Regions from separate parts of the Mus musculus genome. Here region 1 is linked to region 2. Evidence: chromatin loops called from intact Hi-C (ENCODE). Cell type or tissue: heart. All regions are shown on one strand.

Evidence for each region. A loop is a pair of places that touch in the nucleus more often than their neighbours do. Peaks named below come from ENCODE experiments on the same cell type or tissue, not always from the same donor. Only the 100,000 strongest peaks of a DNase experiment are listed, where the experiment ranks them.
Region 1: a loop joins it to region 2, with 2.3 times the contacts of the local background. A loop is called at or near these places in 1 of 42 quality-filtered maps.

The regions. Positions count from the first base shown.
Region 1 is chr14:55,475,116-55,483,115 of GRCm38, reverse strand. It overlaps Dhrs4 (dehydrogenase/reductase (SDR family) member 4), which reads right to left and starts at 4,358. Exons shown (of 8, transcript NM_001037938.2): 1 at 4,083-4,358; 2 at 2,913-3,090. The coding sequence starts at 4,213. In heart, CTCF peaks have their summits at 3,810 and 4,397 (motif pointing left); DNase peaks (open chromatin) are centred at 3,885 and 4,245; H3K4me3 peaks cover 1,576 bases; H3K27ac peaks cover 884 bases.
Region 2 is chr14:55,717,507-55,725,506 of GRCm38, reverse strand. It overlaps Rabggta (Rab geranylgeranyl transferase, a subunit), which reads left to right and starts at 3,244. Exons shown (of 17, transcript NM_001360387.1): 1 at 3,244-3,306; 2 at 3,607-3,663; 3 at 3,802-3,912; 4 at 4,247-4,371; 5 at 4,544-4,731; 6 at 5,000-5,203; 7 at 5,628-5,711; 8 at 5,801-5,883; 9 at 5,976-6,077; 10 at 6,162-6,267; 11 at 6,365-6,416; 12 at 6,555-6,643; 13 at 6,756-6,844; 14 at 6,945-7,061; 1 more. The coding sequence starts at 3,661. In heart, a CTCF peak has its summit at 3,206 (motif pointing right); DNase peaks (open chromatin) are centred at 886, 3,256, 3,586 and 4,650; H3K4me3 peaks cover 1,359 bases; H3K27ac peaks cover 1,439 bases.

The sequences.
Region 1 (8,000 bases), 240 kb after region 2:
TTATTCTTATTATAGTGTATTTCACATTTGTTCAGTCAAACTTAGCCAGAGTTCCAACGCCCTACTTAAAATTCAACTAGAAAGTTACCTACCAAGTACTAATTAGCATTATAAAGTCAGAGCCTACAACTCCAGGCTTTTCAGTTAGTTGTTTACTAAGATAAGAAAGGACAGTCTTAGCCAGATACAGTTTACCATAAGAAAAGTTAAGGAATCCCACGAAAGCAGGTTTTTTCTTTAGCCCTAGATTCCAGGCAGAACTATTGAGCATAGATAATTTTTCCCCCCTCAGGCCAGCTTTTTCTTTTTTTAAATTTTGTTAATAAAAGGGAGGAAATGTAGTCTCCCCTCCCCCAGCCTGAAACCTGCTTGCTCAGGGGTGGAGCTTCCTGCTCATTCGTTCTGCCACGCCCACTGCTGGAACCTGCGGAGCCACACACGTGCACCTTTCTACTGGACCAGAGATTATTCGGCGGGAATCGGGTCCCCTCCCCTTTCCTTCATAACTAGTGTCGCAACAATAAAATTTGAGCCTTGATCAGAGTAACTGTCTTGGCTACATTCTTTTCTCTCGCCACCTAGCCCCTCTTCTCTTCCAGGTTTCCAAAATGCCTTTCCAGGCTAGAACCCAGGTTGTGGTCTGCTGGCCGGACACAACAAGTTTTATCTTGCTCCAAGCTCCACGTGGGTTTTATTTGCTTCACAACTATTGACATTCTTTTGGGAGGTCGTGGAAGTCCCTGAACCCCATCCATGCAGCCCTCTTCCTACTGCAGGATCAGCTAGGTGGACTTGCTGGGGGCCAGAGCATGTTTTCCTAATAAGGCTTTGCTTCTTTTCTTGTGTATTTGCGTGTTCATATGTGGGTGCACATGTGTGTGGAGGCCTGAGGTTGACGTCAGGAGTATTCTCTGGCTGCTATTCCACCTTATTCTTTTGGGTCGGTATCTGTCAGTCAAATCCAGAGCTTGCTCTGGGTATCCCATCTCTGTCTTCTGAGACTGGAATTACAGGTGAGACCTCAGATACACCTGGGACTTATGTGGGAGTTTTAGGCTCAGTCCTCTTGCTTGCAGAGCAAGGCATTTAATACTGAACCACTTCCTAAGCCCCTCCACACCTTATAGGATTTTGACATGAAACTGTGCATGGCTCTGGGTTTGACCCCAGCACTGGTGTGTGTGTGTGTGTGTGTGTGTGTGTGCATAAGCATGTGCACGTGCATGTGTGTGTGCATCTGTGTGTGTGTGCTTACATATGTGTGTGTGTGCGTGCATATGTGTGTGTGCATGTGTGTGCATGTGTTAAATGGCTGTCACTAATCGACCTTTACTTCTCAGGACAAACACTACAATCCCAGGCTCTTCCAGCAGCCTATGCCAGGCAATGCAACTTTCTCAGATTCAAATTCGACCCTTTACAATGCACATTTAAGACTTTGTCCACAGTTCTTTAAAAATGAAATTATCTTGGGGCTGGAGAGATGGCTCAGTGGTTAAAAGCACTGGCTGCTCTTACAGGGGACCCTGGTTTGGTAGCCAGCACTTGTATGGTGGTTCACAACCACCTGTAACTCCAGTTCCAAGGGATATGGCACCACCCTCTGACACACAGTGTAGAGACACACATGCCAGCAAAAACCCCTCATATACATAAAATAAAAATAAATAATGGAATTGTCTTATTTTATATGTCACACTTCAGTCAAGTGTTAAGGCCCCCTCTTTCAAGAAGGCTGCCCACATTATTTCTGCCAACTGTCTGATGTGTTCACTCAGGCTGTGCTTTCTCTGTGAGGGTGTCCTCCCTTGGATTTGGGGGAAGAGTGCACACCCTGAAACTTGGGGGAGACACACCGTCTTTGCAGCTTGATTCACATTTTCTTACACAGCTGGAGATGGGTGCCAAGTGTCAAGTCTGACACAGGCTTAGACTAAAGTTTATTTGGGCACCCAAGGCTTGGCACTACATAAATGGAGGATGTGTCTGGTGGTCTGCTGGCTTGTCCTGAATCACAGGTATTTTTTTTCTGGATGATGAGATGATACAGTCTCTGTAAATACAGGGAGAACAGACCTTGCCTGGGTGGAGTAGCCCACACTTGTATTTCCAGCACTGGGGGAGCAAGCTCATGGCTAGACAGGGCTGCAAGATGAATTACATACCGCTCTGGCTCCAGTACAAGCTCCTGGCCCCCTTAAAACAAAACAAACCAATACTAACAACAAAAAGCCCACATAAGGGTCTGAACACAAGAAATGGCTTGTAGTAGGTAAATGAAACATAGTGAACTGCCTCTCCCCAGTGCCCACGAGCTCTATGAGCCAAAGAACAGGAGAGCATTTATTAACTCAGACCAGGGAACCAGGAGCAGGCATTTTTTTTTTTTTGGGTGGGGGGAGGGTATCTAAGGGATCATGCAAGGTTGAAGGACCAGAGCGACTTTTGAATCTCTGGCCGGGAGAATCTGGTTGTACTTAGACTTTGGGATGCAGACATAACCGAAAAGGGTACACAATAAAAATGTATTGGTGAGAGTCTGGAGAGATGGCTCAGTAGGTAAAAGGATGTACTTTTCTCATAAAGGACCTAAGGTCAGTCCCCAGCACCCATATCAGGTGGCTTATGGCCACCTGTAACTCCAGCTTTAGAGGGTTCAAGACTCTCTTCTGGCCCCCATGGCCACCTACACTAACAAGTACTCCCCTACCATACTCAGAATGAAACATAATGAAATTAATGTTTAAAATAATATTGGTGGACGAGTTTGGGTGTGAGCATTAGGATGCTAACAGGGGTCAGCATGGGTTGTATCTCACCAATGCAGTCCTAGAAACCAGGCAGGAAGGCACAGGCTGCCTTGCCTCCCTTCTGCCATGCCTTGGCCCAGCACCCATATTCTGCCTGCTCACCGTGGTTATCAGCTTTTCTCGATCCTCTGCCTTCCCCACGTGGCACACGATGCCAGTCACACTCAGGCCCTCTCCCTGTAGTGTGGCCACTGCACGGTCCACATTCTGCTGTTTGCGGCTGCTGACGACCACGTGGGCCCCATCTTCAGCCAGGCGCCGGGCGATGGCAAAGCCGATCCTACGAGGGTAAAAGGTGACACACTGTCAAGGCCTCTACCGCAGAGAAGAGGGCGAGAGCATGCGTGGGCTCTGCTTTCAGGCTTTCAGCACTGGACCCTCGCTCTCCCTGTATTCGAGCTTCACGCATTTCTACTAGGTAGAGTAGGCTTTTAATGGTGCGGACAGAAGGATAAGCTCAGATGATTTTATTATGATCTTGTCTTTTACCCCAGTTCCCGGGACTGACATCACCTGCCACAGCCTTCATGACCGATTATTGTACCTATGTCCAGTTGGGAAAGAGGGGAGAGAAATAGATGAGTGTTCAGTTGCCATGGACTTAGGGGCCTTGCTGGAAGAAGCCCATATCCCCAAATACCTCTTACCACACTACAACCTCACAATTCTATCTTTTGATATATTTGGGGGGGGCCTTCACCAAAAAAAGCATGGCTCAAAATGTAAATATCAATTACATATTTTATAATAGCCAGATGTTAGCTTTTCATAGACATCTGCATTACAGATTTTCAAGGAGTTTTTTAATTTAGTAAGGTCCTGTGGGGATTAAAAAACTGGATAGTTGAGAGTGGTGGGTGAGACAGGCTGGGCACGGAGGCCCAAATATACAGACTGAAGTAAAGATCTGGGCACGGGATCCAGGTAAGGGGTCCCTAGGGAGCAAGAACAGCAAGCAGAGCTTTGAAGCCGTGACTGGTTGTTTTGGTCTTCCCAGACTCTAGGTGGAGCTGTCGATTGGGGCAGCCCAGAAGCACCGGGACCTGGGTCCTTCTGGCAGCGCCGAGCTCTCACAAAGCCGAAGGCAACAGTGATACAAGGGCTAGCCTGTGGCAGGGCCAGGTCGGGGATTCGGAGCGATTTCAGGTCCACCATGTGGGTTTCCTTTTTCTCCCTCGGGGTGGCCTTTGGCCGCATCTGAGGCTCGAGGACAACAGTCCAGGAGTTAAAGAGTACTTGTTTCTGGATGAAGACTCTGGCTCTGGTACTCACCCGTCGGTGGAGGCTGTGACCAGGGCCACCTTATTGGAGAGAGGGTTTCGACGAGTCAACCCGGAACTGGCCATCCTCACCGACATCCACGCTTGAGTCCAACCACCTAACAGCCGTCCCGCTTTCTGCATAGTTCAGGCCAGGGGGTTGGGTTGAACTCTGCTAGGGGAGGGGACTGTTCAAAGGGCGGGAGGCTGGTCTAGCTGGGAGAGCTCTGACTTCCCAGACTGCCTGCCCCTCTTCTAGGACCGGCTCTGCGACGGCCCGGGACTAGGCGGGAGCCGCGGCGGTTGCGAGCGCTCCCTGCTGGCGCCCCGCGCCCCTTTGCCTGATTTGGGACTCCCGCAAATTCTCAGTCCAAGTTTCCTTCAAGACCCCCACACCTCTTCTACCAGAACCCCCAGCTTTTCCTGTGCCCCAGCTGCTCCTCCCACTTCTGCTGGTCCACCTTTTTTTGGGATGGGGTCTTAGGAGAGTCGTTGGAGAGGAAGCTTTGCAATTTTATTTATTTTTGTTTTGCTTCCTTAAACTCCAAATAATTCTTCCTTTATAAAAAGCCTGGGTTTGTATGCAGGACTGCACAGACAACTCATTTGGTAAAATGGTTGTTGAGCAAGCATGCTGGCCTGAGTTTGGATCTTCAGCATTAACATAAAAAGCAGGGCTTGTCACCTAACAGCTGTATTCCTAGCTTTAGATACACAGACAAGATGATTGTTGAGGCTTTTGGTCATCTGGTCTTGCCAATCCATGAGCTCCGGGCTCAGTGAAAAACCCCGTCTCAAGAAAAAGATAAGATAGGGAGTGGTAGAAAACAGTCCACGTTGACCTCTCGTATAGGCACATGTGTGCATACCCTACTCCCCCAGCCCCAGAAACACACCATGATGAGCGTAGTAAAAATGCCTTTAGACATGTAAAAAATAGCTTATTCAGGAACCCCACTACACCCATGGCTGTACTGATAACCAGAACATCACTCACTCAGGATAACCAGACACAGTCCTAGCACCCCACGATGCCCATTGGACAGTATCAAAGCAGAGACCAAGGGCAATGCTCTGCTCTGCACAGTTGGAGAGAAGCTACCCAGATCTGCCCTGTGTCTGGAGAGTCTTGCCAAGGATCCTGACCCTCGAATCAGAGACCACTAATAGAGGCTAGACCCAACCTTCAGTTAAGATATGTTACACAGCTGAGAAGCCCTGGGGAGACAGGCTTAGGACCTTAGTTAGGAATTTAGAGAGTGAACCTTGTGTGATGACCCTCTGCGTAAGAAAATAACACACACACACACACACCACACATCACATACAAGAAGGGCAAATGAATGAATGTTTTGAGACTGTCTGTGGAGGTGACACTTGTGCTCCTCACAGTGTCCATGTAGTGAGGGATGAGGAGGCCAGGTGACAAATGTGATAAGTTGTGACAGCTGGCCTAGGCCTGACACTATCTTTCCCTATGGCACAAAGTCTATTGCCAGTGGTTCTCAACCTGTGAGTCACAACCCCTTTGGGTTTGCCTAAGACTATTGGAAATATCAAATTTTTTCATTATGATTCATAACAGTAGCAAAAATTAGTTATGAAGTAGCAATGAAAATAATTTTATGACTGGGGGCCACAACATGAGGAACTGAATTAAAGGGTTGCAGCATTAGCCAGGTTGAGAGCCACTGAGGACTTCATCTTCAGACAGGCAGGAAATGACCACTGTGATACCCAGGGTGAAAAGATGGAGGTCCTGGGTCTATCTGATGCCAAAGGGTCGCCCAGCCACTTCCACAGACAGGGTGGAGATATGGAGACCGGGGAGCGCTATGATTTTCCATGCCCACCCATCTATTCTAGCTCAATAACTAACTGTTATGTGTGAGAGTGCTTGATTAACTGTAAACGACTAAGTATGGAGTGATTATTTTCACCAAACAGTAGTTATTATTACTGCCATAGGCCAGACTCTTCCTTTATGAACCGAGGATGTACAGTAGATGATAAATAAAATTCTCACCAGCTATAGATTCTGAGCCCAAGACTTTCATCTCTGCATCTCTGCCAAGTGGGTTGACCTGATCTCTCTCCCAGGGTCCTGGGAGAATTAGTGAACTTTGATGGCTTAAGAATGCACCACAGAGAGGCATCAACAGAAGCAGTGCCAGTGACTAAACTGGGTCCACCCCTGGAGCTCCCATATACCAGGAAGAAAAGCCGTGTTGGCCCCTGGGCAACCTTCCAGACTCTGAGGCAACATAAGGGACATAAAGACAATAAAGGGAGTTTCTAATATTAACTCAGCAGGTAGTAGTAGTTTGCTCTGCAATTTGTGCTTGCTTAGGTTTTCCTGTCCTTCCTTCCTTCCTTCCTTCCTTCCTTCCTTCCTTCCTTCCTTCCTTCCTTCCTTCCTCCCTCCCTCCCTCCCTCCCTCCCTCCCTCCCTCCCTCCCTCTCTCTCTCTCTCTCTCTCTCTCTCTCTCTCTCTTTCTGGTGTTAGTCTTTTCCTTTAGAAAAGATGATAAAGTGGATGCATTTCTTTATTTTGAGACAGGATTTCTCTGTGTAGCCCTGGCTGTGCTGGAACTATTTTTTTTTTTTTTTTTTTTTTTTGTAGACCAGGCTGACTTTGAGTTCAGAGATTCACCTACCTCTGCCTCCTGAGTGCTGGGGCTAAAGGTGTGCGCCCCCACACCCAGCCCAGATGGGTGGTTTTTGGAGAATGTTGCTTATTGTGAAATCATCAGCTTGTCAACCTTAGGCAGTGTGCTCAGTAGTGAGTCTATGAAACAGAGGTCTGGGCTTTGATGTTTAATAGGATTTGCATTTACTAGAGAATCATTTCATAGCTTAGCGTGGTGGTGCATGCTTTTAATCCCAGCACCCAGGAGGCAGAGGCAGGCAGATCTCTGTGAGTTTGAGGCCAGCCTGATCTACAGATAGAGTGCCAGGACAGCCTGGGCTATACAGAGAAACCCTGTCTCAAACAACAACAGCAAACAACAATAACAAAAACAAACATTTCAAATACATATAAATCAGCTAAGAAGACAAAGCAGAAAGCAGGAGTCCAGTATACAAAGTGTGCTGAGGACTGGATATGGATAGCCAGTGATGTAACAAGCAAGAACTAGGCCTATGGGGGGTGGGGTGGGGTAGGGGGCGGGGCTTCCTCAAGCTGAGAAGTTGTAAGTTGTGTTACTCAGTGCATACTGATAAGACAGCTTGCCTCATGTCTGAGGAAATGCCCCCTAGTCTGAGCCTCATGAATTATTGAGAAGAGGCTGGCAAGTGCCACACTCTTCCTCTCTCACTGTCTGGAGCTAATGCACCCTGGGAATCTTTCCCAGACCGTCACCTGTGTGTGCAGCTGGAACCCAGGGATTTAAGGTGGACTGCTCTCAAAGCCTGGCTTAGTGGAACAGGCCTTAAATGCATATCTAAATGGATGGTGAGTGGGTGAGGGACACAAAGATTCAGGGAAAAGATAGTCATGAAACTAGTGTAGTGTCCCTTTCATATGGGCAAGGTTGAAAATTGGCCTTTAGTGTTATTTCTTTTGGAAGAGCACAGGGGATGTTAGGGAGGGGATTTGTGAAGAGAAAAAAAGGGCAGAAGGAAGCCAAGAAGTGTGGGGTCTCAAACTTCCTCTCTTCATTAAGGATGTTGTTGAAGGTGGGGTAGAGCATCTTTTGGGGGATACATGCTTGTGCAGCAGTAGCTCTCTAGAGTGGGAGCTAGAACGTGAAGTTGCGAGATGTGATACCTCTGCGTATCCTGAGGACACATTTGACACTGAGCCATGCTTCCATCTTCAGGGCATGACTATGCTTCAGAAGAGCTTGGATTTTCTTGCAGTTGGGATCCTTGGATGGTCACTGACTCATGCCTGATCAAGAGCAGTCAGGACTGGGTAACGTGGAAGG
Region 2 (8,000 bases):
GTTGATTGGTTGGTTGGTTGGCTGATTGGAACATGTTCTCACTATGTAGCCTTGGTGTGGTAGCACATGGAACTCATTGTGTAAACCAGGCCTCAAACTCATAAAGATCCACCTGCGTTTGCTTCTTGAGTTTTGGGATTAAAGGCGTGACCTCACGCTGCCACAGAGAGTTCTATTACACAGGGCTTCACTAACCATAACCTCTAAGACAGCAGAAATAAAATTTGGTTTTGGCATAGTTTGACTTGGTTGTTTTGCCTGAGACTGGATTCCTGAAGCCTAGCAGTCTATGGCAGGCCAGGCCTGATGCTAAAGACCAGTGATCGAATACACACAGAGGACCCCAGGTTCAATGCCTGCCTCTTCCTTACTCCCTGTACCTCTGGAGCATGGCTGCCTGCCGAGCTTTGACTGTGGCTCACGGTCCCTTCCTTCCTTCCAACCAACTCATATTTGGGCTCTGCTCAGGGTCCTGGAAATACTGTGTGTGCCGATGCCCTCCACCCCCTCTCTGTTTCCTCATTGTGTGATGTGGGTGATGATACCTACTTATGCCCACAGTGCTTTAAGCAAGCTGACTAGTCTTTACCGATGTTCAAATCCCTGCTTTCACAACAAACAGAAAAATCTCTGCAAATATCAGCGCACAGCTGCCTGCTTCCCACTCCCTCGAGGTGAAGGCCAACTATAACTCACAATGACTCCTCTTGCCACTACGTAAGAGGCTTGTCATCAATTCTTTTATTCTTATCTGTGAGGGCACCTGGCTTAGCATCCCTCTGCCAGCTGCCTGAGTCTGTTTGGTTTCTCACCCGCAGCTGCACGCCACACATGTCTGACATGCCCTTCCTGCCTTCTCTTTCCAAAACACAGGCCCCTCCTTTTTTGAATGCAGATGTTTTTCACAATACTCACTTCCTCTCAAGCCTGCCTGACTCAGCTTTGCCAGTTTCAAGATTGCTAATTATTTAATCGGCTCCCTTGCTTACCTCACCCTTCCCCCGCCCCCTTCCCTCCTCCCTTAGTAACTATGATGTAACACTGTGTTTGGCAAACCTTCACCGGTTGGCATCTGTATTTCTGGTATCTGGTTGCATGTCTGAGTGCCTACAGAACAAGAAACAAGATCCAGAAGTTGCCAAACAGCAATAACAACAAAATATGGATGTTGAGGGGAGACTAGCCCAGAATCACGGCTGTCTTACCTGGTACTTACTACTACTACTTGGGTGGCCCTCAGCAAGCTAGTAATCTTTTTGAACCTCCATTTCTTGCATGTTTGTCAGGAAAAATAAAAATAATAACTATAATACCTTTGCTATATTATTATTTACTGAGTATTTATTCAATATAGTCATTATTCAAAGCACTTCACACCGGTAGTTTATTTAATCACAACATCAACTCAAGCATCTAGATAAATTTTTCTTCTATGATTGTTTTGTTGTTGGAGCTTTTTGTTTGTTTGTTTGTTTTGTTTGTTTCTTCGTTTGTTTTTGAGATTACATAGCAGAAACTAACCCGGAACTCCTTTTCTAACCCAGGCTGGCCTTGAACTTGGGGTTCTTTCTCTTGTCCCATGCCTTGAGGTTACAGGTGTTCTCTAAGACATCCAATCCAGCCTTTTAACTTTTTCACTTAACATCTCAGTGCATATCCCAGGCTGGCTTCAGACTCAGGGCCTTCCTGCCTCAGCCTCCCAAGTGCTAGGATTGCAGGTGTGAGCCACAAAGTTAGGCTGAGACGTATTTTTAATCACTCTGCTTTGGCTTCCACATGTGGTCCTCTGTGTGTGTGTGTGTGTGTGTGTGTGTGTGTGTGTGTGTGTGTGTGTGTGTGCGCGCGCGCTCACATGCATTAAAAATACAGAGCTCCCATCACAGTGCCAGGAGCAAAGATAACCAGTGACTCAGCTGTTTCCCCCACTGGGACTGAAGTACACAAGGCCAGAAGAAGCATCTCTTTTCTTCTAGAATACGTTACCTAAAAGAGGACCTAGAAAAGGGCTGGGCAGGTAGTGGATACTTTAAATCTGTCTCCATGGCTCACGGTGAATGAAAGTAGAGAGAACACAGGATGAAGAACATTGCAACAGCCTTAGTGGCAACTGCACTGAATGGTTATTAAAGAGACTAAAAAGCTTTGAGAACACTGCCACTTAGTGCAACAATGATGATAAAGCTGGCACTCAGAGGGGGGAGACGGGGGGGGGGACTCTTTTTTAGCTTTTAGAGTTTGAAATATCTCTAGGACATATAAGCGAAACTACATTTTTCTTCTTTCTGGTTTTTTAGACAGGGTTTCTCTGTGTAGCCCTGGCTGTTCTAGAATTCGCTCTGTAAGCCAGGCTGGCCTCTAACTCAGAGAACTGCCTGCTTCTACCTCCTGAGTGCTGGGATCAAAGGCAGTGTGCCACCACTGCCCAGTGATACTCAATTTTTAAAAAAATTAGAAACCTCACTATTATCTTAAACTCTAGACCCTCCTGTGTCGACCCCCTGAGAAGCTGAACATTACAAACAGCACCACTGCCTCTAGCTTTTGACCATGTCAACAAATACATATACTGCTATATAATTGTCACTATCATTATGCTTGTGGACGTCTGGACTGGAGAGAGGTTTGGGTGCCATATAGTAACCATGAATGTAGATGAAATCAAGAGAACAGGAAGGAAACCGAGAACTTTTGGCAGCCAGAACTCGCTGATAGCAGGTTGCTGGAGAAACTTCTTCACTTAGCCTGGAAAGGGACTCTAGCCAGCCTGAGTTTGGCAAACATGGCTCTGTCAGGCCTTGCCCTTCTCTCCACTCCCTCTGTCTTGCTAAAAACGTTAGATTGAGTTCCTAAAGCTAGCTACCGAGATCCGTTCCCTTATTCACCTCATCCTAACACAGGATTTCCCCTTTTACCTTTATAAACTGCCACTCTCCTATGGGCCATGCCTGTCTCCTCTCTATTCAAAGACAGTCCTTTGTCCCCTCTTCGAGAGAAATACCTGCCCCCCCCGTCCCCCCCCTCCCCTCTTCTCTTTCCCCTTCTCCATCTCCTGTCTTGTCTCTTATTCCTATACTTCGTCCCTCTAGGGCAAATAAAGCTCCTTTGTCCTGAAAACTTGGTCTTGGGGTGTCCTGAGCCGATACCAGTCCCTTCAAGGCTGCAGTTTGAGTTGCGAATGGGAAGAGCCAGGCCTGCAGGGGGCGCAGCGCCTCGTCTCCGCACCTCACACAGCACGGAGCCGCTCTAGCCACACTGGGACTCGGTGGCGGCCGGAGTTGCACGTCCTGGCACCTCCTCCCTGAGCAGGTGAGTTCGCCGGTGGAGGAGGGGGTGCAAGGGTCCACGGGACGGACGGACGGGCGGGCGGGCACTGCTCTCTATATGCGCGGCGTGTGCCTCGGCCCTGACGGGTGGGGCTTCGGAAAGATCCGTGGGGACGGAGGCCGTGGTTGTGGTGAGCGCTTCCTCCTGACCTCACAGTGCCAGCCGCCGGCCCCCTTTTAACTCACGGGGATCCTTATCCTGGGCCTGCTGGCAGCTTCCGGGAAACACCTGGGGGGCGGGGCCGTGTGGGCGGGGTTCTGTGATTGACATCTCTTTCGGCAGATTGAACGGGCTGCCTCCGGACCCCTCCCCTATCGCCAACGCTGAGCCGAAACCATGGTGAGAACCCTGAGCTCAGCCCCTTTCCCCTGCATGCCCATGCCCTCATCCCACGTGGCTATCTCGGCCGGGCTTCTGCAAGACTGCCCTTGCGAGGCAACCGGCGTTCATATTATCCTATCCTCATATCCCTGGTAGCATGGGCGCCTGAAGGTGAAGACGTCCGAAGAGCAGGCAGAGGCCAAAAGGCTAGAGCGGGAACAGAAGCTAAAGCTCTACCAGTCAGCCACTCAAGCTGTCTTCCAGAAGGTGGGGCCCTCGGAGGTAGTCCCCAATAATACAAAGACCAAAAGCTTGACCCTAGAGTCAAACTGTAGGGATCCAAATTTTGATTCTGTCTGTTGTTGCTGTATTGCCTTGTTCGAGTCACTGGAACTGCCTTCATCTGTAAAATGGAGCTGATGATTGCACAACCTGTGTACGAGTATTGCAAAGATTAAGTGAGAAAATACCTGTTAGGCCATGTAAGGTTTTGCACAGTACCTGTTGCATAGTGCCACTATTGACTGGTTCAGAGTTTATAATGTTTAACCTAGAGCTGGGGAAAGGCTGTGGTCCCTGACCCTATAACCTGTCTTCACAGCGGGAGGCAGGCGAGCTGGATGAATCCGTCCTAGAACTGACAAGCCAGATTCTGGGAGCCAACCCTGATTTTGCCACCCTCTGGAACTGTCGCAGAGAAGTGCTCCAGCAGCTAGAAACCCAGAAGTATGTAGTAGTTCAGGTCTCTGCCCTGGCCCTCGCCTGGGTGCAGAACTGGAGGAGGATTGGGGTAGCCGGGCATAGAGATAGGATAGTAGGGGGACCAGATACAAGAAGGGAGGGACAAGTTGGGGTTGGATGTTGGAAGGCTCTAACCCCCCTTTCTCTTGGGGTCCAGGTCCCCTGAGGAGTTGGCTGCTCTTGTGAAGGCAGAACTAGGCTTCCTTGAGAGCTGTCTGCGTGTGAACCCTAAGTCCTATGGCACTTGGCACCACCGCTGCTGGCTGCTGAGTCGCCTGCCTGAGCCCAACTGGGCCCGGGAGCTGGAGCTGTGCGCTCGCTTCCTCGAGGCCGATGAGCGGAACTGTACGTGTCCACAGTCCTGTCCCTACAAACCTCATGGGCCCCGCATCCTGGTACTGGGTCCTCAGAGCGGGGAGGGATACACAGGATCTAGCACCAGCATCCTGGTAGTGCTGAAAGGGATGGCGGAACCAGATGTATGTATAGGAGCAGTCTATGTAGTTTGCATGGAGGAATTGCTAGGGCTCTCTGAGGAATTCTGGGGGCCGTCAGTACAGTAGCTCCTCTTTGTCCTGCGTCTGAGATAGGCTCCCTCCCTCAACCTCTCTAGTTCATTGCTGGGACTATCGGCGATTTGTAGCTGCACAGGCTGCTGTCGCGCCTGCAGAGGAACTAGCCTTCACTGACAGCCTCATCACCCGGAACTTCTCCAACTATTCTTCCTGGCATTATCGCTCCTGCCTCTTGCCCCAGCTGCACCCCCAGCCAGACTCTGGCCCCCAGGGACGGCTCCCTGAAAATGTACTGCTGAGAGGTGAGTGGGCCTAGACCAGCAGTTCTCAACCTGTGGCTTGCGACCCCTTTGGGAGTTGACCAACCCTTTTCATTGGGATCGCCTAAGACCATCAGGAATATCAGGTATTTACATCATGATTCATCGCAGTAACAAAATTACAGTCAGCAAGGAGCAAAGAAAATCATTTTATGGTTGGGGGGGTCACCACAACATGAGGAACTGTGTTAAAGGATTGCAGCATTAGGAAGGTTAAGGACCAGTGGCCTAGAGGATCCTGGCAAGGATTTTGCAGGAGCACCCAGTCCTGATGGCTGCCTAGCCCCGCTCTGCACCACCTTATTTAGCTCCTCCTCCTCACTGACACACGCAGTTCCTGTGTGACGCTTGGGCTGGAGAGAGTTGGGATCCTACCATGCTGACGCAACCTTCCTGGCCCCCACAGAGCTGGAGTTGGTGCAGAATGCCTTCTTTACTGACCCCAATGATCAGAGTGCCTGGTTCTATCACCGCTGGCTCCTGGGGCGGGGTAAGCAGTGGGGGAAGGGCAGGATGTTTGAGACTTAGAAAGAAACAAAGATGACATTTAAGGTAAACCGAGGCTGTTTCTCTCCCTAGCGGAGCCCCACGATGTTCTGTGCTGCCTGCATGTGAGCCGGGAAGAGGCCTGTCTGTCAGTCTGCTTTTCTCGTCCCCTGATAGTGAGTCGAGCTGTTTTTTTAAGCGCATCGTGGTGAGACCCTGTGTCTGAGGCCATGAGGGCTAAGGAGACTTTCTTTGTTCCCCGTGGCAGGTGGGCTCCAAGATGGGGACCTTGCTACTCACGGTTGACGAGGCACCTTTGAGTGTGGAATGGAGGACTCCAGATGGCAGGAACCGGCCCAGCCATGTCTGGGTATCCCGGGATTGGTGGGGCAGGATTAGGGTGGGACAGTCAGAAAAGCAGTGAGGTAGCATGTTTCCTTGACCAGTGCTCTAGCTCTGTGACCTGCCTGCTGCCTCTCTCAATGACCACTTGCCCCAGCACACGTTTCGTGTCATCTGGACAGGAAGCGATACCCAGAAGGAGTGTGTGCTTTTAAAAGGTGATGCTGTCTAAAGCTCCCCTTGCCTCGCCAGCCCCCCAGCCTTCTCTCTCCTCTCCCCACAGTGTCCCATCCAACTACTTAACCTTTCCCCTAGGTCACCAGGAGTGCTGGTGCCGAGACTCAGCCACTGATGAACAGTTGTTCAGGTGACAAGAAACCCATGGACAAACAGAGGGTCTAGACACTAGGCAGTTGGGGGCAGGAGACATAGGCCCCGGGGAAGGAGGATGGCTTAGAACTCTGGGCTGTAGGCAACATGCCTTCCCTAACCTTCCCGCTCTCAGGTGTGAGCTGTCCGTGGAGAAGTCCACAGTGCTACAGTCCGAGCTTGAGTCCTGTAAGGAGCTGCAGGAACTGGAGCCTGAGAATAAATGTGAGAGCCTAAGCCAGCTCCCAAAAACCACACGGAGAGAAAGCCTTTCCAGGGAACTTCCCCGAGCAGAGGGTCTCAAGAGACTGTACACCTTTCTCCCCCTTCTCCCTAGGGTGCCTGCTGACCATCATCCTCCTGATGAGGGCACTGGACCCCCTCCTCTACGAGAAAGAAACACTGGAGTACTTCAGTACCCTCAAAGCAAGTTGGGCCTTGGGGAAGACAGGCCAGGGGAGGCCCAGTGGGCCATTAGGAGGCAGTGACATCCCCCCCACCCCATAACTGCCTGCTTCCCCACCAGGCTGTGGACCCGATGAGAGCAGCCTACTTGGACGACCTGCGCAGCAAGTTCTTGGTGGAAAACAGTGTTCTCAAGATGGAGTATGCTGACGTGCGTGTGCTGCACCTGGCTCACAAGGTATGGGCTCAGCATGGGCCCCTTCCTCCTGCTGTCTTTCCCACCAGGTTGACCATACCGTCTTTCTTCTAGCCTGCTCCTTGGTTAGGTCTTGCTTCCTGCCAGTCAGTTCTTCATCCTGCTTGTTTCCTGGTTTTAAGTCCTGACCCATCAAAGCTGGACTAGGAATGTGTAGCTCATTGGTAAGGCCCTGGGTTCAATTCCCAGTGTTGCCTTTTACCATCCATCTGTGCATTCCTATGCCTTTCACACTGAATGGGGCCCCAGAACCTAAATCCCAAATCGTTTCTGAAGATTTCTAAAAGCTGTCCAGGTTCTGCTTTTTGTGTTTCTAGTCATCTTTTTTTTTTTGGTTTTTCGAGACAGGGTTTCTCTGTGTAGCCCTGGCTGTCCTGGAACTCACTCTGTAGACCAGGCTGGCCTCGAAATCAGAAATCTGCCTGCCTCTGCCTCCCAAGTGCTGGGATTAAAGGCGTATGCCACCATGCCCGGTGTTTCTAGTCATCTTAACAAATCTGTTGTACCTCGTCACTGCAGACCAGCACAGGCCCACTCCTAGCTTTCTGTTTGCTGTAGGACATGCCACTCTCCTCTGTCCCACACTTGAGGTTTCCTCTCCCCATCTCCTCTCACTAACCACCCTTCCATAACCATCTGTCTCCTGTCCCTGACATAGCACATACTCCTATACACCGGGCTGTTTGTTTCTTGCACACGGTTAGCCTCCAACAGGGGTCTTGTAAGATCCGTGTGGAACACAGAACAGGTGGTTGAAGATGTCCTAGCACCTGCTGAGTGTTTTGCCCCTCTCCTCCCAACACCCCCCAGGATCTCACAGTGCTCTGCCATTTGGAACAACTGCTCTTGGTCACTCATCTTGACCTGTCCCATAATCGTCTCCGAGCCTTGCCCCCAGCCCTGGCTGCTCTGCGCTGTCTC